Regions from separate parts of the Mus musculus genome. Here regions 2 and 3 are each linked to region 1. The links are chromatin loops, found by intact Hi-C in ENCODE. Cell type or tissue: left cerebral cortex. All regions are shown on one strand. Region 1 overlaps Caln1 (calneuron 1). Region 2 overlaps Caln1 (calneuron 1). Region 3 overlaps Caln1 (calneuron 1).

Evidence for each region. A loop is a pair of places that touch in the nucleus more often than their neighbours do. Peaks named below come from ENCODE experiments on the same cell type or tissue, not always from the same donor. Only the 100,000 strongest peaks of a DNase experiment are listed, where the experiment ranks them.
Region 2: it touches region 1 in a loop (2.8-fold over the local background); 2 of 42 quality-filtered maps call a loop at or near these places.
Region 3: a loop joins it to region 1, with 4 times the contacts of the local background. A loop is called at or near these places in 2 of 42 quality-filtered maps.

Annotation. Positions count from the first base shown.
Region 1 is chr5:130,682,116-130,690,115 of GRCm38, forward strand. All of the region lies in intron 4 of Caln1 (calneuron 1), which reads left to right. Among named protein-coding and RNA genes, the nearest start is that of Gm40337, 170 kb to the right of the region's middle. In left cerebral cortex, no CTCF peak of the experiment used is centred here; a DNase peak (open chromatin) is centred at 4,022; H3K27ac peaks cover 262 bases.
Region 2 is chr5:130,581,125-130,589,124 of GRCm38, forward strand. The region is part of intron 2 of Caln1 (calneuron 1); the gene reads left to right. Among named protein-coding and RNA genes, the nearest start is that of Caln1, 140 kb to the left of the region's middle. In left cerebral cortex, CTCF peaks have their summits at 3,996 (motif pointing right) and 5,319 (motif pointing right); a DNase peak (open chromatin) is centred at 3,106.
Region 3 is chr5:130,788,478-130,796,477 of GRCm38, forward strand. The region is part of intron 4 of Caln1 (calneuron 1); the gene reads left to right. Among named protein-coding and RNA genes, the nearest start is that of Gm40337, 63 kb to the right of the region's middle. In left cerebral cortex, no CTCF peak of the experiment used is centred here; DNase peaks (open chromatin) are centred at 4,452 and 7,933; H3K27ac peaks cover 1,440 bases.

The sequences.
Region 1 (8,000 bases):
GTCCAGTTGGTAACCTCCTTGGTGAGAGTTAATTAAAAGCCATTTTAAAAATCTTTTAAAAATACACAAATTTGAAATAGTGTTTTATAGATCACAGCTTCTCAAACTGTGGGTTGTGACACCAGATGGGGTCAACTGCATGTGGTGATCACAAACAAACAAACAAACAAACACAGTAAAAGGATTCTGATCTAATAGTGGCAGTGACCAAGAAATTAACTTGAAACCAAACACATAACCCACTGAGTCACATCCCCAGCCCATGAGATACCTTCAATACACACATGGAAATAGTTTGTTAACAGTTGGTACATATCTATTGAAGGGACTCTGGCCAGCTTGACACTGATAGGCATGGCTCTGACTGGCCTTGCCTTGTCAGCCATGTCCTCTGCCTTGCTAAAAACTGTTAGATTACATTCCTAAAGCTAGTCACCAAAGGTCTATTGCCTTATTTGGCCACTTGCTCCTCCTGAGATTGACCACCAAGGTCCAGATATCAACATATTGAAGTTCAGCAATCAAAAGCTCCCCTTGGCTCACCTAGTTAAAATGTCCAATTAAATGCCTCATCCTAACACAGGCATTTACCCTTTTACCTTTATAAGCCACCATTTTCCTATGGACCACTTCTGTCTCCAGAGGCAGTCCTTTATTCCCTGGGGACAAATACCCCTCCTCCCTCTCCCTTGTTCCCTTCCCCTAAATGAAAAAAAAAAAAAAAAAAACAGACTAGACCATGACAACTGATGAATATAAATAAATCATATGTAAAAAGCATTGTTAAAGCAATATGAGAAATGATGATTAGGACAATAGAGAAAGGAGAGGAGGAACAAAGAACAGCTAAGAGATTATTTGTTTGTTTGTTTATTGTGATCCTGGGATTTGAACTCAGGGCCTTGCACATACCAGGTAAGTACTCTGCCCTGTGCTATAGCTCTATGCCTCCTTTTAAATTTTTTTTTTTCAGTTTTGGAGACAAACCCTCATGTATGCCAAGATGACCTTGACTGGCTGTGAAGTTAGAGATGACCTTAAACTCCTGATCCTTCTCCTTCCACCCTCTTTGTACTAGGATTATGGGTGTTGCAGCATTTTAGCTGGTGTATGGGTTGCTGAGAATGGAACCCAGAATCTAGGATGATCCCACAGAGCTACATCCTCAGCCCATGAGATACTTTCAGCACACACAGGGAAATAGTCTGTCAGCTGGCCATGTTGGTATGCGTTGGTCTTTCCAGCAGCTGGCAGGGTGAGGTGGGAGAAAGGGTAAAACAAGACAACCTCACCAGAACCCCAAGGGACACCATAATTGAAAAATAACATGATAATAGCGTCCTCCTTAATTACTGTTAAAAGGAAGGTTCCTTTGACGAATTAAATTTAGTAGAGTTTACGTGCACAAACCAAAACTCAGAAATGTGATTCAGGTCTGGGGAAGCCTAGGGCTATAGGGCTGGCTTTGAGAATTCCAGCCAAGAAGCCCCATCTAACAGCACTTAGAGAAACTAGAGGTGGGGGGTGGGGTGGGAGGTATGGTGTGCATGTGCGTGTGTGGGTGCGTGCGTGGGTGCGTGCGTGTGTGTGTGTGTGTGTGTGTGTGTGTGTGTGTGTGTGTGTGTGTGTGTGTGTGTGTGGCATAGAAAGCCAGAAGTTAGGCGTACAAGACTGGAAGTTTGACAAAGCAACTGGAAGTGGAGCATGGAAAACAACTGGCCGAAGCTTAATCCACCAGCTGGTCAGTTATTTACAACTTAACTTTAATTGATCTCAGCTTAGTCAGTTAATTCACTACTGGGACTGGGGCTCTTGCAATCCGCAGAAGTTCAGTGTCTGTGATTAAATTCTAATTGGTTTAACTGCGGGATGAAGGTATGTGGTCCACGCTTGTGTCTTCCCTGAGATTTGATTTAGCGCTACCAGCTGCTTGTAAGGATAAATTATGGGCTGGCAATATGGCTCAGAAGGTGAGGATGCTTGCCGCCAGGCTTGACGACCTAAGTCCAACCCCTTGGAACTATACAGTGGAAGGAGAAAAACAACTCCCACAAGTTTTCTTCTGGCCTCTACAAGTGTGTAGTTGCACGTGGAGTAATGTACACACAAGTAAATAACTGTAAGAATATGTTTTTAAATGAGTGACTTAAGTGAGCAAACCCATATACTGCCAGGAAATTGTACATTGTTAAGAGTGCTTGCGGCTATGTCCTGTGGATTGGAGTTTGAATCCCAGTGCCCAAGGCTGGCAGCTTACAAATGCCTGCAACTCCAGCTCCAGAGGATCTGGTGCCCTCTTCTGACCTCTGAGCAGGAATGCTTGTATGCGCACACACACACACACACACACACACACACAAACACACACACGGTAAAAATAAACATAAATCTTATAAAATCAATTCAACATCTACGAATCTATCACCTAAATTCTGTCAGCAAGTGCAGCTGGAAGGATGGAATATTGTACAATTATTAAAAATAATGTCATTACCTTTTAGTCACTGGAAAAGTCACTCTAGAGATTAGATTTATGGTGTAATTACATAGATGTTCTACCGCTATTATAAATTCATTTATGTTCATCTATTATGCATTTCTTTATAGTCATCTGTTAACTCCATTTGTATTCATAGAGGAAAGCTGCAAGAAATGCAATAAATCTGATGGTACTTGTTATTATCGATCTCAATAAAAGGGAAGATAATTTTTGTTCTTTTTACTTGTTTTTATTTCCAGAAATGTCTATAATTAGGCAGTATGGATTATTTTGTTGTTGTTGTTGTTTTTATTATATTCATTTATTTATTTGGGGAACAGATCATGCAGTCTGGTATATGTGTGTGAGTCAGGGGATAAGTTCTGGTTTTGCTCCTTGTGGGTCCTGGTGATTGAGCTCAGGTCTTCAGGTTGGGTGGCAAGAACCCTTAGCTGCTCACCCATATTGCCAGCCCTTACTTTAACTTGACAAGTGTCTACCTACTGTGTCATCTTGCACCCCTAGTCCCCCTCTTTTTTGTTAGACTAGATCCTTGCCATATGCCACTTGCTGGCTTTGATCTTTTGGGCTCCTCCTGCCTCAGCCTTCCAAGTGCTGGTGTTACAGGCATGCCTCACTGTATTAGTAAGGGTTCTCTAGAGTCACAGAACTTATGGAATATATCTATATATTATGGGAATTTATTGTAATGACTTACACTCTGTAGTCCAACTAGCAATGGGCAGCTGTGAATGGGAAGTCCAAGAATCTAATAGTTGCTCAGTCCCACGAGGTTAGTTGTTCAGCTGGTCTTCTGTAGAAGCTGGAATCCTGAAGAAGCAGGTTCCAACAGATGTACTGGCAAGTAAGTGCAAGCAGGCAAAGAGGAGTGAGCCTTCCTTCTTCCAATGTCTTTATGTAGGCCTCAAGCAGAAGGTATGGCCCAGGTTAACGGTATGTACCTCCATGCCTGGATCTGGGACTTGCTTTGTCCCAGGCTAGCCTAGAATTCAGAGATCTGCTTGCCTCAGTCTCCTGGAATTAAAGTTGTGTACTACCTTGCCTGGGCCTAAGCTTTTTATGGCTTATCCCTCAAGATCTCCATGCTAAGATCCAAGCAAGAAGCCTGTGTCTTCCAGCCTCAAGATCTGTATGGATCACAGGAGCATCCTCCATTTCTGGATTGTAGTTCATTCCAGATGTAGTCAAGTTGGTAACCAGGAATAGCCATCACACTCAGTAGCCCTGTCAATTCTGTTTTCTTATGGATCTGAAAAAGTTAACAAAATTTCATATAAACAAACTGCATTATAAAACAATTTTTGCCATGGCAAAATAAAGAGAAGCTGGATTTGAAGGATATATATATATATATATATGTATATATATATATATCCACTTCAGTGAAGCACAAAGCATGAAGCTGATGTCCAAGCATGCAAACACAAAATCCAAATGAATCACAGCCACCAGATGCCAGGAGGGGAGGGTTAGGTACTGAGTGGAGTTGGCTCAGTGGCAGCTGCCCACCCCAAGCTGCTATGTGGCCTTCAGCTGTGGAGGCCACAGAAAACCCACTGCCAAGTGAACAGATGGGGCTCCACACAAACCCAAGTTATGTGCTGACAATCTCACTCTAGGAGAGTGTCTGAACCGATGTTCTAATTGAAGAAATCAGAGCAGTTTAAAGACTAGGAATGTGGTTCAGTTGGGAAAATAGTTACCTACCACAAGAACTATGGCTTCTATTCCCATCACCCTACATAAACCGGGTGTGGTGGCACATGCTTGCTACAGCAACGCTTGGGAGGTAGAGGCAGGAGGATTAGAAATTTAAGGTCACCCTGGCCACAAATTGAGTTGGAAGCCAGCCTGGGCTCATGACACTGTGTCTCCAAAGCGAGGAGAAGAGGAAAACAATTTTGAAAATCCATTTGAAATCGTTATTGTCTGTTTCTTAAGCCTGTGGCTGGAATGAGTTAGTTGCTCAGTGGCTTTGGAAGAAAAAGTAACCAGAAAGTGACCCAAAAAGATACATAATTGTTATATACCAAAGAGCATTCCCAACTTCTACTGAAAGTCAATCACTAGTCTTTTGGATAAGAGCAAGGGTTATTTTCTTCCACTCAGTTAACTCATCCTCCAAATGTGTGGCACACAGTGTGTCATATCCTCCAAGCCCCTGGCACACAGTGTGTCATGCAAATCAGATTTCCAGAAGGCACGGGATGTTCACGGAGACTTACACAAACAGATGGCACATCCCTGTAATCCCAGGGTTTAGGAAGCTGAGGCAGAAGGATTGCTCTGAGTTCCAAGGCAGCTCAGCTATCTAGTAAGTAAGATCCTGTCTCTAAAACAAACAAACAATTCCCAAAACCAAAAACCAAAAAACCAAAACCACAAACATAACCGAAACCACATACAAAACAAACAAAAAAATCCACAAGAAATGAACAAACAAATCCTCCTCTGGAGGGGGGGGGGAGGTAGAGGAGGGGGAGGAGGGGCGTTGGAGAGAGAGGGAGGGAGAATGAGAATGAATGAATGAATGGATGAATGAATGAATGAATGAATAGGAAAACAGAAAACAAGAACAGGAAGTTAAGACTGATTCCATTAGGGTTTAAATCTTGTCTTGCCCTTCTTAAGTTAATTTTTGTGCTCAGGGGCCAGTGTTTCCTGTGGAAGCTGGTTGGGACTCATGCAGGTAAGTCCTCTGAAGCAGAAACAAGGCTACAGACCTTACACTGTCTTGTTTGGCTAAGTGTGTATTATTTTTCTGACTTAGGCTATTTTAATTTTTCAGGGCATATTTCTAACTCTCTTTCTTTTTACTTTTTTCTTTCCTTTTTTCTTTTTCTTTTTCTTTTTCTTTCCCTTTCTTTCTTTCTTTCTTTCTTTCTTTCTTTCTTTCTTTCTTTCTTTCTTTCTCTCTCTTTTTTTCCTGCTAGTGAAAGTAGTTTAGGACTCAGGCTTTTTCTGGCCATCTTCTGAATTGTCTCATCAGCAAGCGTATAGTCTGTTGCTCTAGCAAAAGCACCATAGGCTGGGTAGGTTATAAAACACAGAAGGGTAGTGCTCACAGCCTCAGCAGCTTGGAGCATGATCAAGCTCTACTGATGGCCCTCTTGCAGAGCTGCCTTCTTGATCGCTCATAAGACAAGAAGGGTAAGACAGATGTGTGCACACGTGGAAGCCAGAGGTTGACATCTGGGTGTCTTCCTGCTTTTAAAACCGGGTCTCTTCACTAGGTTTGATGTTTGCAGAGTTAGACGGGCTGGCCAGTGAGCCTCAGGGATTGCCCCCATTTTGCTTCTCCAGCTCTGGGGTTGAAAGCATGTGCCACCACACTAAGCTTTTAACGTTGATTCTGAAGTTCGAACTCAGGTCCTCATGCATGCAAGGCAAACACTTTGTGAGCTGAGCTATCTCTCCAGCCCTGTGGAGTCTCTCATATATTAGATGTCCTTTGTAGGGCATCCCAGTAGCTGGCATCCCAGCATAAGCACCAGGGTGGGTAGCCTTTGGATATATGCATTTAGGAGAATACACCCAGCGCATGGGGTTTCCTAGTTTATTAGGCTCTCTGTGTCTGCTGTGACTTTGTCTCCAAATTATAGTGCTTTGTGTCTTGGTGGCAATGCTTAGCTCAGTTCCATTTGTATTGATCAAAACCTGCTCATTACTAAAAATATAACGGGTATTTGATTGTAGTAAAATAACTTCTAACCTACGGGTTTTTTATTATTTGACAGTTTTATACATGTACACAATGAGATTTCTTCACTTCCACTCCCCTCCCCCAATGCCCTCTCTCATCCCCCTCCCCATCCCCAGGAGCCTTTCTTCTTCACAGGTCCCCCTCTGTGCGTCAGTTTCTTACTGGGAGTTGGTGGGGACTTGCTTACTAGGGCAAAGGCAGCTTATCTGTAGCACACCACTCCTGAGGAAATGACCGCCTTCCCCTCCTCCAACAGCCAAGAACTGTCAGTCTTCCCCTGGACAGGGGTGGAGCCTTGCGGCCCCTCCCTCTGAGATCTGCGGTTAACTTGTTGCGGGGGGGGGGACAAGCATAGTGCAGATAAAGGAAAGCTACAGCTCTTGGGTACAACCTTTGTGCCTTGTCCAGAAAGCATTTTTTTTTCCTTCACATCTTCCCCTCCTCTGGCATTTACATTCTCTCTTTCCTGCCTTCTGTGACCTTCCCTGGGCCTTGGAGCAGGTGATAGGGTAGCGTCATTTAGAGCTGAAGCTCCGCCATCATTTCTTCACAGGGCTTTTGGTCAGTTAGGGGTTTCCGCGCAGTCATCACCTGCTGCTGCAGAAAGAAGCTCCTCCGACTGATAAACGCTGAGCTCCGTGCTCACCTCCAGTGCACTCTCTAGACATAGAATCCTGGGCCCAGTAGACGTTGTAATCATGAATATGCGATAGCTCCCATCAGCTGTCCTTTGAGTCTGTGACAGCAGGGGCTGTGTTTATTTGCGCTTCAAATAATTGACATAACGCTGTAGTCAGCTAATTTCATAATATTAAATAAACCCAACATTGCTAGGATTGGGAAGACTCATCACACTGGGTCATTTCTTAACATTGAATTTATAATGCAATTTAAAACTTTGATTTACCATTGATTTTGATTTTTTCCTTCATCCATATTCATAATTAATGTGTCATCGTTTAGTCTTGAGCCATAGCTATCCTAGGATGATAAAATTAATTTGTTTACTTTTTAAAGTTATTTTTGTGATCTATAGTAATTTCCATATACTGAAGACTCTATGAACTTGACTTTGAGCAACTGGTTCACATAGAGCCTCGTTCAACTGGAAACAGTGGTCTTCTGTTGTAGTTTTTGTTTGGTTTTGTTCTTTTATTGGTTTTTGTTGTTGTTGTTGTTGTTGTTTGTTTGTTTGTTTGTTTGTTTGTTTTTGGACAAAGTCTCTCTATATAGCCCAGGCTAACCTTGTACTTAATACTTACTTCTTTTTCTTTTTCTGAATCAGTACCTCACTCTGTAGTCGGGCTAGCCTGGAGCTCTCCCTGAAGTTTAGCTGACCTTAAACTTTCAGCATACTTCCTGCCTCAGCCTCCTAAGTAGGTGTGGGCTGCCACACCCTGCTTGAAACATTTAGTAAGTAACAGTAAGTCACACTATGTAGCTCAAGCTACCCTAGAATTCACTATGTACACCAGGCTAGCCTCAAACTCAGAGACCAGTCGGCCTCTGCCTCCCAAGTGCTGGGATTAAAGGCGTGTCCCAGTATGCTTAGCCTTTCAATAAGCATTTAAAGTTATTTTTCAGTCTGTTTCTCAGGATTCCTTAGTATTTAGCACAGCATACATTTGTGTTTTTAATGATACTAATAATATTTTTGGGTTTGGTATTCCAGATAATTGTCAATTTTACTTTTTTTTTTTTTTGAGACGTACTCTTTTTTATTTAATGAATAATTCTTTTTCCTTCTTGTTTTCTACCCTGGTATTTTTAACATTCATTTTTTACTCTGTCTTCATT
Region 2 (8,000 bases), 100 kb before region 1:
AGAAGGCTTATGTCAAAGTTGTGTCAACATGCTTCTAGTTGCTGGATATTGATGGAGTACTGCATTTATTATTTTCTTCTTTTGAATGAATATTTAACAAGACACACATAAGGACTTTTCAGAAACCCTCCTGGATGTACATGGGGTCTGGCAGGTGGTAATGAAGACTCTACCTAGATGATGCTTAGGAAAATGGAAGAATTAGTGTTGGCTGAAGGTGGTAATACGGTCTACTTTGTAGGCAGTGTTTATTTTTCTGTCATTGAGAATGCTAGCCTCCCACTGTAGGACGGTGACATTGACATTGGCATTATTGGCATCACCACCATAATTATTACCATCCTCATCAACATTCCCTCCGTCCCCATCATCACTGTCCTCCTCAGCATCACCATCAACATGAAAATCATCACCATTCTTATCATCCCCATTTTCACCACAACCATTCTTATTAAAACCATCATAGTGGTCACCATCATCACCACTCTACTAGCATAATCACAACCATCATCAACAGCAGTAGCACTGTCATTATCACCGTAATGGTCACTGATATTAAAATATGTTAACATCACAGGGCAGTGGTGGCACAGGCCTTTAATCCCAGCACTTGGGAGGCAGAGGCAGGTGGACTTCTGAGTTTGAGGCCAGCCTGGTCTATAGAGTGAGTTCCAGGACAGCCAGAGCTACATAGAGAAATCCTGTCTTGAAAAACAAAACCAACCAACCAACCAACCAACCAACCAACCAACCAAAAACAAAAAACCAAAACAAAACATTAGTATCACCATCATTACCATCGTCACCACCATCAACACCATCATTGTCATCATCATCACCACCACAGCTACCAACATCATCTTTATCATGGTATCAGCTAACATTTACTTCCTAAAATAATTTTTGAAGCAGGATGTCATGTCTCTTATAAAAGCAACCTAAGCAAAAGTACTTATAAAAGCAACTTAAGTTGACAAAGAGTATATTTTTGTTTACTGTTCTGGGGGATCATGGTGGCAAAGACATGACATCTGGGTGGGAAGAGATGGTGTCAGAAGCAGGTGGCTGGCTGGTCACCTTACATTTATACCTATCAAGCAGAGATAGAGAGATATGTCCCAATCTTACCTCTTTTTCATACAGCCCAAAATCTCATCCCTAAGAATGGTGCTACCCACAATGGCCAGATCCTCCAACATCAGTTAACCTAGTCAAGATAATTAATTCCCTATAGGCATGCTGAGAAGCCCATTGCTCAAATGATCCTTCATCCTTTGACAGTTAAGATTAACTATTGCACTGACTTTAAACTTCTGATCCTTCTGCTTCCACCTCCCAAGTGCTGGAACTACTGGTATTTCCCATCATGCCTGGCTCACAGCAGTTACTTATTGGGCATTGTGTTCTGACATCTGATCAGGTTTATGTGCTGTTCCCATTATACAGATAAAGAAACTAAGGCACAAAGAAAGTAGCAACTTGGCCAGCAGAGGATAACTGATAAGTGGGAAGGCTTGATTGAGTCAACTTTGGTATTCTCATCCTCTTTGCTGCTTTGATACTGAACCCACCCTCTAAGGTTCGTTACACAAGCTTTTCCCCAGCCTAGGCTACATTACCCATAGGATTCCATTTGTACCTCTTTTCTGTTAATGTTGGTCTCTAGAAAGAGATTCATATTCCTTCTCCCTGTCCCACTCCTTCTGATGAGTCACACACCCTGAGCCACCCCCTACCAGGGGTTTCTGGGCTAGTGCTCTCCCACTGAGCCACACTCCAAACCTTTCACTGGGGAATTGTAGGCAAGAGCTCTACAACTATGCCATGTTACCAGCCTTTAACTGGCATGGTCTGGGCAGGTAATAGAGAGCTATAGAGTAGTCAAGGGACAACCTTTCAATAGGATATGTGTATTGAGCCAGAGGTTATCGACCTCAGCCAATAACCTCTCAGGCTTGAGAACCAGCCCAAGAACATTCTCCCCACTGTCTATTCTCTGTTGACCAATGGGAGGGGAAATATCCACATCCAGCTTTCCTTCCAGCTGATCTTGCTGGTAGAGTTGATGAAAACATCTGGGTCTTTCTGAGTAGGCATTTCACCATCCTTCTGGTAGAATGTTCTGGAATGATTACTGGAGGAGAGAGGTAGCCGTTTCCCTTTCCTTCCTGAGATCTTGGTAGGAAACCTGAGGTTGGATGTGGATCTTTGTGTGGGCAAGTATGGAAGCACTTATGTGCCAAAGAACAATCTTAGCTGTCATCCATTAGGTGTCTGCCTTGTTTATTTTCTTTCATCAGCATAAGCTAGCCTGGAGGAGTCCACTTGTATCAACCTCTCCAGAGCTGGGATTACAACTCCTGTCACCCTGCTTGACTTTTGTCTGTGGGTTGAACTCAGTTCTATAGCTTGAACGTGCAAAGCAAGCACGTTACTGGTGGGTCCATCTCATTAGCCTGTTTATCTTAAAGAATACATAGCCATTTGCCATTTGCAGAACAGTAACAAGAAAGAGGATCTTCTGGGTATCAAAACATTTTCATAGTTTAGTTTTGAAACAAAAGCCTTACTGCAATAGAACAGACAGTTGGTGTCACTACTCAGGAATGTCTCCTGGTTATCTTTACTTGTTACCTTGACAAAAATATAAAATCACCCAAGAAGAGGGTCTCAATAAAGGGTTGTCTAGGTCAGGTTGACCATTGGACATTTCATTGGGGGATTGTCTTGACTAAGGTAATTGATGTGGGAAGAACCAGCCCACTGTGGGTGGCATCATTACTTACATAAAAAGTCTTAAACTTTGTAAGAGTAGAGAGATTTATCTGAGCACAAGCCAACGAGCACACATGCATTCAATTCTCTCTGTTCCTGATAGAGACAGTTCTATGGCTAGTTGTCTCCAATTTCTGCCTTGACTTTCCTGCAGTAATGGACTATGACCTGGACTTTGAGCTAAAATAAATCCTTTCTCCCCTAAGTTGCTTTCTGTCAGGGTATTTTATCACAGCAACAGAAATGAAACTAGAACAGATGGGTGTAAAGCTGGAACTCAGAAATGTGTGGTGGTGTGGTTGTGGCCCAATTTTGCAAGACCCTTAAATGTATTCTCTGTTGTTGGGTAGCCAACCTACAAAAACTTGTTCAGACCACGTTCAAGTGGGAGGCAGACAGGGATTTCACAGTGAAGCCAAAAGTGCTCAGACATGATGTCACAAGTGGGTACCTCTCTGAGTGTTGGGTATCATCGACAAGAAGGGGAGGGGGTGAGTGTTTTCAAGGTTGAGCGACAGATTATAGTGCTGAACCTTTGCAATGTTTTCAGGTAGGAACCATGCAATGACGGAGGCTTCATTTTTATGTATTTTTCCTTTTTTTTCTTTCTTCCATAGAATGTGTGAACAGTTTTGCTTTACTGCTTCATAGATTTTTTTTTTAATGTCCCAGGTTAACTTTCCATTGGGAAAACCTCATTTTCCATTATATCAACATGCTTGATAGAAAGGGTAATGAGTGAGATTACAGGCCCCATGCACCAGGGAAGATGGGCATGCCAACAGCTCCTTTATGGGCTGTTTTTATCAAGTGTATTGTCGCAAAACCAATTTTCATGTTGAAATGGCTTTTCTTCCCCCTAAACAAATTGCTTTTCATAGCATTTGACTGGGGTGACTGCCATCGTCTTTGAAGATTATCTAACTCGCTTCTCAGCCTGGGTTAAAATCCACACTTCCACAACCCGTAGAAGGTCAGTGTCTGGGGTTCTTTTATTCCGTGTAGATGAATTGATGGATAGTCAGTGGGAGAAAAGAGTTTCCAGAGGAACTCACACAAGAAGAAAAGCTTTGAATTTTCTAAAATAAGATTTCAGACAATCTTGTGGGGAGTGGGCACTGGAATGTAGAAAGAGTGCCATCAAAAGGCTTGCTTTGGTTGAAATCTGAAATGTACCCCACAGACTCATGTATTGAAGTTTGTTCACCAGCAGGTGGCACTGTTCTGAAGGTTGTGGACATTTAGGGGTTGGGACCTGGTTGGAGGAAATAGATTCTTAGAGGTAGAACTTTGAAAGTTATAGTCTGGTTCTGTTCTTCCTGCTTCATGGTCTGTTATCTCATGAACAACCTGTTCTCATGCTCTAAAATGTCCACACACTCCCCACCACGAAGGACTGAAATGTCTCTGAAACTGTGAGCCAAAGAAAACCCTTGCTCCTTTAAGTTGCATCAGTCAAATATTTTGTCCCAGCCACACAAAAAGTAACTAACACACCTCCACTTCATTCACTATTTTGGCTTTATTTGGCATTTTAGTTGTTCCTTGTTCTGTACAAAATCACTATCAATATTAGTAGTCTAATATTCATCTTACTCTTTTTGGTCTTTTCTTTCTCCTGTGGTGTTGTGTTAACTTTTCTTGGGGAGATTTGTGTACCTTACATAGGGAACTGACAATAGGCCAAACACAGCTCCATCAAAGTCCAGCAAAGCAAACAAATGAATTTATTTGGTTTAATTGGAGAGCACAGGTAAGGAGCTATGTACCCATTGGACCCTGATATGAAAGTTTCACTTCTATTGCTGTGATAAAAATATCCTGACCAAAAAAAAAAAAAAAAAAAAAACCTGTGATGTAAGAAAGGGTTTATTTATTTGGTCCACAATTCTATGTTATAGTCCATCACTGTAGGGAGATTAAGGCAGGAACTTTGAGAAAGCTGGTCATATCCAGAGTGAAAAGCATACACAGAGAGAATTACCTCATGTGTGCCTCATACTCATCCGACTTCCTCTACTCTTCAGGACTCAAGCCCCGGTAACATTGTTGCCCACTAACAGGCTGGGTCTTTCTACATCAATTAACATAATCAAAACAACCTGCACATATGACAACCTGACTTAACAGTCTCTCATTGAGACTCTCTCCCACGTATTCTAGATTGTGTTAGATTGTCAGATGACCCCAAACCAGTTGCATCACTACTAAGACCCAGCCCATTATAGATCTCGACCTCACAGAAGCTGCACTCTGCGGCCCCTTTGCATTTAACTGTCCATTTCCTATATACTCTAGTAACTCTGAGGATCTCACAGTTAGGAGAAGACAGGAGGGAGTAATGGCCAGACTCCAGGTGAGAGTTCTGTGACCCTCCTCCCATCTTCTACCAGAGAGTGTTCAAAGCTCCACGGCCATCGATATAGACCTAGTCATCTCTGTAGTGTTCTGCTCATTTCATTGCCATTGCTATGGGATCACTTTATCATTGCCCCATGATGGCATCATGGAGGAAAAGAAGCCATACTACAATTTATCATTTGCATGCCCCCTAGGTGGCAGTGTTGAGGCAGGGAACTCTTTAGGAGGTGTGGCCTAGTAGAACTTTATAGGTCGTAAGGACCTACCTCATTCCTGAAGGAGATAAATGTAGTTTGCATGGGACTGTGGGTTAGTTCCCATAAGTTGTTTTAATGCCGGCATCTCCTTTATACATATCCTGCTCCAGCTTTTGAATGTGTCATTGCTATTGTGATGCTGTCTGCCTTGAGACTTTTCAACCAGATTGTTTCAAGCCCCTAGAACTAAAGAAACCTCTCTTCTTTATTAAGTACCCAACCTCGGGTATTGTGTTATAGCAGCAGATATAGACATTCCTTATGTGTTTTTCCATGAGGCATATATTTTTATAATAAATAAGCATATGGTATCGATAACTTTATATCCAGTCATCTTGACAATATTTGCTTTCTCATATTATTTAATAAATTATATATATATATATATATATTTTTTGTTGTTGTTGTTGTTGTTGTTGTTGGACATAATGTTGTACCATGTGGCTGTACTTGAGTTGCCATCCAATAGGCCCTTGTGTTGTTTTTCCTACTCTGTTTAGATAATTTAAAATTTAGAGACAAGTTACAAGAACAGTATAGAAAGCTTCGATATATAATTCTCTCAGATTCTCTGATGGGTGACACTTGAGACTACTTTTTTCTCCCTCCTTCTCTCCTTCCTTACCCACTGTCTTGTCTTGAAATTAAAGAGGTATATGATAGATAGGCATTTGATAGACAGATTTTTTTAAAAAATGGTAGATAATAGATAGATGACAGGTAAGAGATGGCTGATATGTTAATATATGTGTGTTGGATAATAGATAAATATAGATGATAGATAGGTTGACCATTATCTTTTCTAAACCTTTGTGGAGTTGGCAGCAGGCGTGATGGTCTCTACAGTGTGTTTCCCAGAGACACTCTGCACTGAGTCATAACCACAATAGGAGATCTAATAAAAACATCACCGTACAGCATCCGACCCACAGAAGCTCTACCCACATGGGTCAGGTAGCCCAGTAACGTTCTTTACAGCTAAATCAGCTACTCCATGAGTTTAGTTATGGTTTTCTCTGATGTCTGTTCAGTTCCTCAGGCCCTAAAAAGATTTCTTAGCTATCATGTTTTGCATTGTTTTCTGTCTCCACACAGATGAAGCACAAGTTGATTATTTTGTATCTTGTCCCATTTTGCTTTTGTCTAATGTTTCATGGTTTTATTGAAACTGTGCAACTTCAAGAAAACTACTATAAGTAAAGAATTAGGTGTGTATATAACTAGATATGGGTAGTTGTATGTGCAGAATGTGAAGATTGGTATGTATAAATATACATTTGTGGGGCTAGAGAGATGGCTCAGCAGTTTAAGTACTTGCTCTGCAAATAAGATCAGAGTTGTGATCTCTACAAACCCACGTAAATGCTAGGTGGGTGTGGTGGCCGGCCTGTCATTCCAGCCTCAGAAGGCAGAGACAGGAGTCCTTCCAAGTGGGCTAACTAGCAGAATTAGCTATATTGGTGAACTCTCGGTTTGGCTAGAAGCACGTGCTGTTCTTGCAGAAGACCCCGTCTTGATGAGTAAGGTAAATAAGTCATTGAGGATGATTTGCAACATCAATCTTGTGCTTCTGCGTGTGTTGTGGACACAAAGATAGATGTGTATTATTTACTTTCCTCATTGCTATGGCAGAATGTCTGGCTGCAGTTAAGGAAAGAAGGATTTACTCTGGCTCATGGTTAAGGGGATACAGTCTCTCCCGGTGCGGAAAGTGTGTGTGTGTGTGTGTGTGTGTGTGTGTGTGTGTGTGTGTCTCACATTGGTGGAGGATAAGATCTCTGGTTCCTTCTTGGTGGATCAGGAAGTGGAGAGATCTTTGGCTAGAACTAAGCCTGAGCTGTAACTCTCAAGCCTGCCCCACAGTGACCCACTTTCTCCATGGAAATGCCACTTCCTAACAGTTCCATGAACTCCCAAAATAATGGCACCAGCTGGGGACTAAGTCCAAGCGCTGTATCAGCCTGTGGGGGACATTTCAGACTCAAACATTAGCATTATTTAAAATGCCTGTAGTGGCTGGAGAGATGGCCCAGTGGTTAAAAGCACATGCTGTTCTTGCAGAGGACCCAAGTTTGGTCTCCAGTGTCCACATCTGGTGGCCCACAGCTGTCTGTAACTCCAGCTGAAGCGGCTCTAACATCTCACTCCTAGCCTCTTCCTGCACTCTGCTCACACGTAGAAAGCCACACAGACACACAATGCACACATAATTAAAAGATAAAAAAAATCTTAAAAATATAACAGAACATATTAAATGTTTTATCTGTGTATGCAGTCTAAAGAATATTCTACAATATATATGAAGAAACAGACATGAATTTATTGCAACATACTTTCCTCTGGCATATTTGGGCACTTGCACACACATGCACATGCACAATATTTTTAAAAATCTTTAAAATGATTGTACATACATACATATACATACACATATATATGGAGACACACTTATTCAGATTATTTTTAAGTCTTTTAAGTCAATGATAAATACTAAAATTATGATAGTGCTTATTACTAAGCTGGAAGGAAAGGAATAAACTAAGGAAGTATATTGGTAGCCCCAAACTATGTCATGTAAAATTATTCCATGAAGTCTTTTTTAAAAAA
Region 3 (8,000 bases), 110 kb after region 1:
TTCTCTCCCTTTTTCCTTCCCTCTCTCTCTCTTGCTCCCTCCTTCTCTTCCTTTCTCCCCCAATCCTCTCTCTGTCTCTCTCCCTTCCTCCCTTCCTCCTTTTTTTCCTCTTTTGGTGTTCCTGAAGATGGGGCCTATGGTCTCCTATGTACTAGGCAAGTTCTGCACAACTAAGCCATGCCCTGGCCCCTCTTGAGGAGATTCTAGGCAGGAACCCCTCTGAGGCACACCGCAGTCCAGTACAGGAGCAGATGCCATTTCCAGGCCTTCGGCAGCATTTACTATTTGTTATCTTAACAATAGCCACTCTGACTGGGGTGAGATGGTGTCTCCCTAAAGTTTTAATTTACACATCTGGCACTTCCCATGCTCATTGGAATCTGTCCTCCATCATGTGAGAGCTGTTTGTAGGAGCTGATGTTTCTCCCTGGAAGTCTCAGAGCCGAGCAAGTCTTGGATCCGAGGTAGCACAGAGGACTCTTTTGTGGACCATAAGAAGCTATTTGCAGAAGGAGCCCAGAATTCTCCACATCCAGCTCCTAAAAGGCAGACACAGCAGAAGTCACATATTGGGTATTACCATATGTAATTACCAAGGAGCTTATGGGCTACCAACTTATATGCAACAGTGCTTGAATCAGTTCCCATATTTGAACACTTCTAAAAAAAAAAAAACAAAAAAAACTTTCCTTGGTGACTGGTGACTTGGGAGAGCAGACTAACATTCTGGAGACATTGTTTGGGAAGGTTATGAAGGAGGGAGTATACCACTAGGGGTGGGCTTTGAGGGTTTATAACCTCACCTTGTTTACTGTTCACTCTCTGTGCTTCCTGTATGTGCATAGAATGTGATCTCTCTGCTTCCTGCTCCTGCTACCCTGTCTTCTCCACCATTATGGATTCTGTCCCTCCGGCCTGGCCCCCTATACTAAAAGGAAACCTTTCTTCCTTAAGTGGCTTTTGTTCATAGTATTTCACCACAGCCTCACACCCCTGAATCTGCTTGTCTAGGACTGTCTGTGTACATGTGCATGTGCGTGTGTGTGTGCATGTGTGTGTGTGTGTGCATGTGTGTGTGCATGTCTGTGAGTATATGTACATGTGTGTACATACATGCTTACATGTGGGTACATGCATGAATGTGTATGTGTGTATACATGTGCATGCATACCTGTAGAGGCCAGAGGTTAATACTGGGTGTCTTCCCCACCTTAAGTTTTTGAGACACAGTCTGTCTCTGAGCCTGGACCTGGCTCACTTGACTAGACTGGCTTGCCATCATGGCACAGGGATCCTAAATTTCTCCAGGGATGGGATTCCACATACATGTCATATACCCATGTTTTTCTGTGGGTTCTGGGAGATCAAATTCTCATGCTTGTTTGGAAAGTGCTTACTGACTGTGCCATCACCCTAGCTTTCTGCCTAAGTACACCAGGAGCCTTAGAAACTTCTAGAAAGTCTTCGCTTGGTTGTATCAGGGGACAGGTTAACATATGGGAGGCAGGAAATCTAACCAGCTTCTTTAAACACCGATTTTGAACATGGATTTGATATCCTATAGGGTTTTTTTCTAGGATGGGACTTTTATTGGACTTTTCTCCTTTGCTGTAACAACAGAAGTAAATCCCCAAATAGGTTTTATAGGGATAAAGAAAATTAAATGAAAAGCAGTAATTAAATCATGATAAAAAACAATATGCTTTAGGAAGCCAGGGAAGTGGTCTCTCTCTATATATATATATTTTTCCCTTTGTATGTTTACCATGGTGTCTACCAAATTAGAAACATGATGTAATTTTGTTTCTGTAGCTGGGATAAAAACACTGACAACAAACATTTAGAGGCAGTGAGAAATTTATTTTATCTCAGAATTTCAGGTTATGGTCATTACTGAGAAGAAATAACAGTGTCAGGGACTTGAGACAGCCGGTCACAGCAATCACAGTCAAGAGCAAAGAGAATACGAATGATTGCATGCTTAATGCTTAGCTAGCTTTCTCTATTCTTGTGCAGTCCAGGTCCCCAAACCAATCCATGGTGCCACCTTCTTTCTAGCTGGGTCTCCTCGTATCAATTAAGCCAGTCAAGATACTCTCCCGTAGACCTGCTCACAGTCTAACCTGCTCTAGACAATCCCTCACAGAGAATATATCCCTAGGTGGTTCTGACAAGTGTCAAATTGACAAAACTCTCACAATTGTACTTTGCTTGGTGTAATATACATACACATATATGTATGCATGAATTTTTTTTGTCATTCATGGAAAGTGGTTCCTGTGTTCAAAGACAGACACACAAGGTAATAGAGATGATCTGTTTTTCTTCCCTCTGTAGCAGTTCTCTGTACCTGACCCAGATGTTGCTCTTTGGCAATGCACATGGGATGGATGGGCAACCTTGAACATGAGCATTGCATTGGCTCAGAATGCTTTTCCATGGGGCCATCTGTGCTTGGTGGTCTTTATCTGTGACCAGAGGTGCACATCGTCTAAATGTCAGTCATTATTTCTCTGGACAGAGGCTCCTGGGAGATTGCTCTGACATTCCTGCTGCATACCTTTCAAATGTGACAGTGTCTGGACTGTCTGGATGTTCTCAAAAGTTTTATAACCTGATGATGGCCTGCTGACCCATTCTTGGCTTTCATCATGGTGCCGTGTCTTGTAGGCCATGTCATAGTGACTGGTACATTACCATTATGGGCTCAGTTAGGACCCAGAGTGGCCAGTCCCTCCTCTTTTCACCCAAAAGCATTCATGTGAATACAAAGCTAGATTGCCTGAAAAGGTAATTCTGGGAAAAAAAATGTTCTAGTCTAACATCTGTCATAGTTGTGTTCCTTATTGCTGCAACAGAGTACCTGACAAGAAACAGTTTAAGACTATGTATATAGTACATGTCTTAAATCTCAGCGCTTGAGAGGCAGAAGCAGGTAGGCCTGTGTGAATTCAAGGCCAGCCTGGTCTACCAAGTGAGTTCCAATCCAGTCGGAGATATACAGTGAAACTTTGTCTCAAAAAATAAAATAAGATAAAAAAAGCCTTTAAATGGGAGGAAGGTTTATTGCAGCTCACGGTCTGAGGGGATACAGTCAATCATGGTGGGGGAAGGCATAGCTGCAGAAGCATGAGGCAGCCACTCACATTGCCTCTGCATCCTGGAAGCAGAGATTAATGCTTGCTGATGCTCAGCTCGCCTTCTTGTTTTTATTCAGTCCAGGACTCCATCACATCAGATGGTGCTGCCTATATTGATGGTGGTGTTTTACCCAGGGTTCTTTAGAGCAATAGAATAGTAGACTCTGGTCTACTAGTCTACTATAAAAGCTTGGGAATTCTGATTCTGTTTCCAGCGAAGGAATCAGCAATAGCAGCAACAGGGCAGATCTACTCTGTGGCTAGAGGAGGACCAAGTATGTAAAAGGCAAAATAACCTCCCTCCTAATAAACCCTCTTATCTCTAATGTGCATTTAGATGAATGGCACCACCCAAAATTGGGAAGGATCTCCCCACATCAATCAAAGCAGTCAGGATAGCTCTTCAGGTGAGACTCTTTACTCAAATGATTCATTTGTGGCAAGTTGACATTAAAACCAGTCATAGTGGTTGAAAACCATCTTTTCAGTCGACCTAGTTCAGACAGTCCTTTACAAACAGTCTCTGAGGTGTGCGTTTCCATAGTTATGCTTGTCATGTTGACAATCACTATTAAACACCAAACACTTTTCACTGATACATAGTCAAGTTTGGAATGAGAGGAGGACCCAGGAGATCGCATGAATTTAGAGCCTCTCTCGATGAAGCCCATGATCAGAGTCTTGATTTCATATAGCCATGAGGTCAATCAGAGGTCAGAGGTTAAGGGAAATCACAGTTCATAGGAAGATCAAATGGGAATACTTACAATCTTTGCTTCTAAAAGTAGCTGCAAGTGATGCAAGGACAGGACAGGGGTCAGTCAAAGCTTCATATGCATGGATTACTTATACCTCTCAGAAGCACTGTACAGGCCAAAGAGTCATTCTATAGCTCATAATTTTAGAGGGTTTAGTGTGTGGTCTCATGACTTGCATGCTTAGGCAGAACGTCATTGTGTAGGACCCTAAGGTGGAGGGGTTTCTTCACCTATGACAGAAAGCATATCAGAAGAGCAAGACAGAAAGGTACCGGTGATAAGACCTGCCCCCCCCCCAATCTACTTCCTCCAGCTTAGCCCCACCTCCTAAAGTTTCTGTCACCTCTCAAAATAACTCCACCATCTGGGGTTCTGTGTCTTTACACATGAGTGTCTGGGGGGGGGGTTGCATTTCATATTTAAACTGTAACACAAAGGAACAAGTGAAAAATGATGTCCAATCTGAGAAGCACTTCTCTGTATTCAAGCAAGCTTGCTCAGTTTAAGCCAATACAATTCTGCTATGATTTCAGTCTGTTTTCTTACATGCCAAGACTCGGCAGTTCCTTGGCTTGATTCCTTGCTAATGTGAACACAGAATGCAGTGTTCCTGTGAATGTGGCATTCTCCTCATAGCCGCTGAATCATCAGGAAAATGGCTATTACTTATTCCACCCCTTTCCATTTCTAATTATTGTTTTGTGTTTTTATCAAACAACTCAGTGAAGGATCTTTTGGTCCTTGGACCTTTCTCCAGTAGAAGGAGTGAATTAAACAATTTATTTTTCATTAACATTAATGCCTGGGGCCATTGCCTGGCTTGTCTCTGCTTCAGCCTCTGGCCTGATTAAGTGTGCATGAGTAACTGGGCCAAGAGGAGGAGGAGAGGACAAAGAAACTTGGGAGACAGTTGTCTGCAGACAGAAATGAAGGACCGGTTAGAGCAGACAGATAACAACTGTGATATGCCCAAGGTAAAACTAGCAACCAGAAATGGGGACTATAGCAGCCCATTCAACCCTTCCAGACCCACCCTTGACTCACAAACTGGATTCTTATGCTAGCAATGTTTCACTGCCTTGAATTCTTAACTCTGAGCAATGCAATATTGATTTCAGTGGTGCTAAAGGCAGGAAGCTACATAAAGAATGTATGGTCAAAAAGCTGTTATGTTGCAGGTGGCCTGAAGAGATGGCTCAGTAGTTAAGAGTTCTTGCAGAAGACACAAATTCCCACCATCCTCGTTGGGTGGCTCACAACTACATGTAACTCCAGCTCTAGATGATGTAGTGCCCTCTTCTGGCCTACACACACACTGCACTCAGGTGCACACACACACACACACACACACACACACACACACACTTTTTAATCTAATATTTGGAACTAGGGAAATGGCTTAGTGGATAAAGTGCTTGCTATGCACTCAGACTTTTTTATGTGAGTTCTAGGAGTTTAACTCAGGTCCTCAATACCCTGCCCAACATCCCCTCAGATGTCTGCATTAGGAGAGTACTCCTTTTAAAGACTCTAAAAATGGAAGGACTTTTTCAAGTGTAGAAAAGTTTGGCTGCTATGTGCTTAGTATTACCAATACAAAATAAATACATAAATATAGATAATCAGGAATTTGGTCTCAAGAGTCTTTGCTTTGAACCATTTTATTCTGTACTATCAGGAATTTGGTCTCAAGAGTCTTTGCTTCGAACCATTTATTTCTGCACTATCAGGGTCTCTCTATCTCTAGTTTCAGTTATCTTGGTTACTTTCCTATTTCTATGACAAAATACCATGGCCGCATCAAGTTATAGAAGAAGGGGTTTATCCAGCGCTTACTGTTTCAGAGGGTGAATCCATGAACATCATAGCAGGGAGCATGGCAGCAGACAGGCAGGCATGGGGCTGGGCCAGCTGCTGAGAGCTTACAGATTGAGACACAGCTATGAAAGAGAGAGAGGGAGGAAGAGAGAGGGGAAGGGAGAGAGGGGGGAGGGAGAGAGGGAGAGAGAGGGAGAGAGGGAGAGAGAGAGAGGGAAACTGGGGACCAAGTACTCAAATATACAGACCTACAGTAGACATTCTTGTTATGGCCACCACAGTCACCCAATACTGGGGTTACAGACACGTGTAGCTGTGCCCACCTTTAATATGGATGTTGGGGATTCAAACTTAGGTTCTCATAATTTCTCAGGAGTAATCTTACCCATCGAGCCACCCCACCAACCCACTTAGTGCTTGAGTCTTTTGAAAAGGAAACAACGTATAAGATGGTGTCTTAGTAAGGGTTTTACTGCTGTGAACACACACCATGACCAAGACAACTCTTATAAAGGACAACATTTAATTGGGGCTGGCTTACAAGTTCAGATTTCAGTCCATTATCAACAAGGTACGAGCATGGCACTATCCAGGCAGGCATAGTGCAGGAGGCGCTGAGAGTTCTTCATCTTCATCTGAAGGCCACTAGGAGAAGACTGGCTTCCTGGCAGCTAGGATGAGGATCTTAAAGCCCACACCCAAAATGACATACTTCCTTCATCAAGGCCACACATACTCCAACAAGGCCACACCTCCAAATAGAGCCACTCCCTAGGCCAAGCATATTCAAACCACCATAGGTAGCAATCCTATTTTACTATAAATGTAGCTGATGACCCAGGATCTAATTTTTTTCAGCAATAAAATGATCAGAGGATTCAGTTTTGCTGTAGTCATCATTCTTAGTATAATCTGTTACTATCAACTATGGGTGGGGTTTCTTGTATGTGTATGTGCGTATGGCACACATACATGCATCTATGAATACAGGTGTATGTACAAGTACCCATGTTTGCCTATGTTCATGCATGTGGAACCAGAGCTTGACATTGGGAGTGTCCACCCTATATGCTAAAGTAGGGCCTTTTGCTGAAAGTGGAGCTCAGCCTATCCTTGAGACGTCTTTGTGTCTGACTTCTGAGTGATTTTAGGCAGGGCACTATGCCTGGCCAACATGAGCCTGGCTTCTGAGATCTAAACTGTGCTCTTCATGCGTTTATAAGTGAGCACTCTGAGAAAGCTCCTCATTCCCCAGTTGGGTATCATCCCATTTATTCCTTTGGAGATGTCTGGTATGCATGCTCGCCCCTCTGCATTTATGTATTTGCTTATTTATTTATTTATTATTTTACTTATTATGGTTCTGAGACAGAGTCCTACAACATAGCTCGAGCTGGCCTCCAGTTTGGTAATCCACCTGCATCAGCCATGTCAGGACTCCAGCCATGTCCACCACACCTGACTTCTACCTTTATAAACAAACACATAGCTAAGGGGAAAAATCTTAAGTAACTTCCCACCACCCTAGAGTTCTAGTGATCCAGGATTTTTCCTTCGCTGATTATCCAAACAGTATTATACAGTACAGAAAGGCCAATGCTAAAGTGCACTGTCATAGCTAATATAATCAAGTTAGTGATCTGAATGCTATTATGAGGTGAGCATATAACTCCAAACTTGGTAATGCTGAGGTTTTGAAATTGACTTATAAGCTCCTTGGGAGCTTACGGAAGTTCCAAATTAGTGGGATCAAGGTTAGGAAAGCTCCAGTTGGCTCTATTACTATTTCCTTTTACCTCTCCAAGGTTATCAGCGTGTTATCCGAGGGTCTGTGGCAAACAGCTTGCAGGCATCCTTGCTCAATGAATGAATACTCAGAAACTGATGTGCCATTCCTTCCTTCTAGCTGCGCTCCAGGCAGCACAGCATTTTTGTTGCTTGTTTGTTTGTTTTGTTATGTTAGAATCAGCTGTAACTGGAATATCTCGCTTTGGGACCCCACTAACCAGGCTACCAGCGTCACAATTGTCTAAACCACAGGGGGAAAGAAACACCCAATAGCTCTGTCCTTTTTCTTCATTTTATGAAACAGATCTCCTGTCCCTATGAGAATGGGCTCTGGGTTTCTGAGAACTCGGGCAAGATGACAGCTGTGGGCGTCAGAAGAGACATCTAGAAGGAATCGACAGGGAATCTACTCTGACGAGGCAGAAAGCCCCTTCTTGGAAAGTTCCAAGCAGTGGCCCCTAGCCACCCTTGCTGGAGACAGTGATGTTTTCAGCTT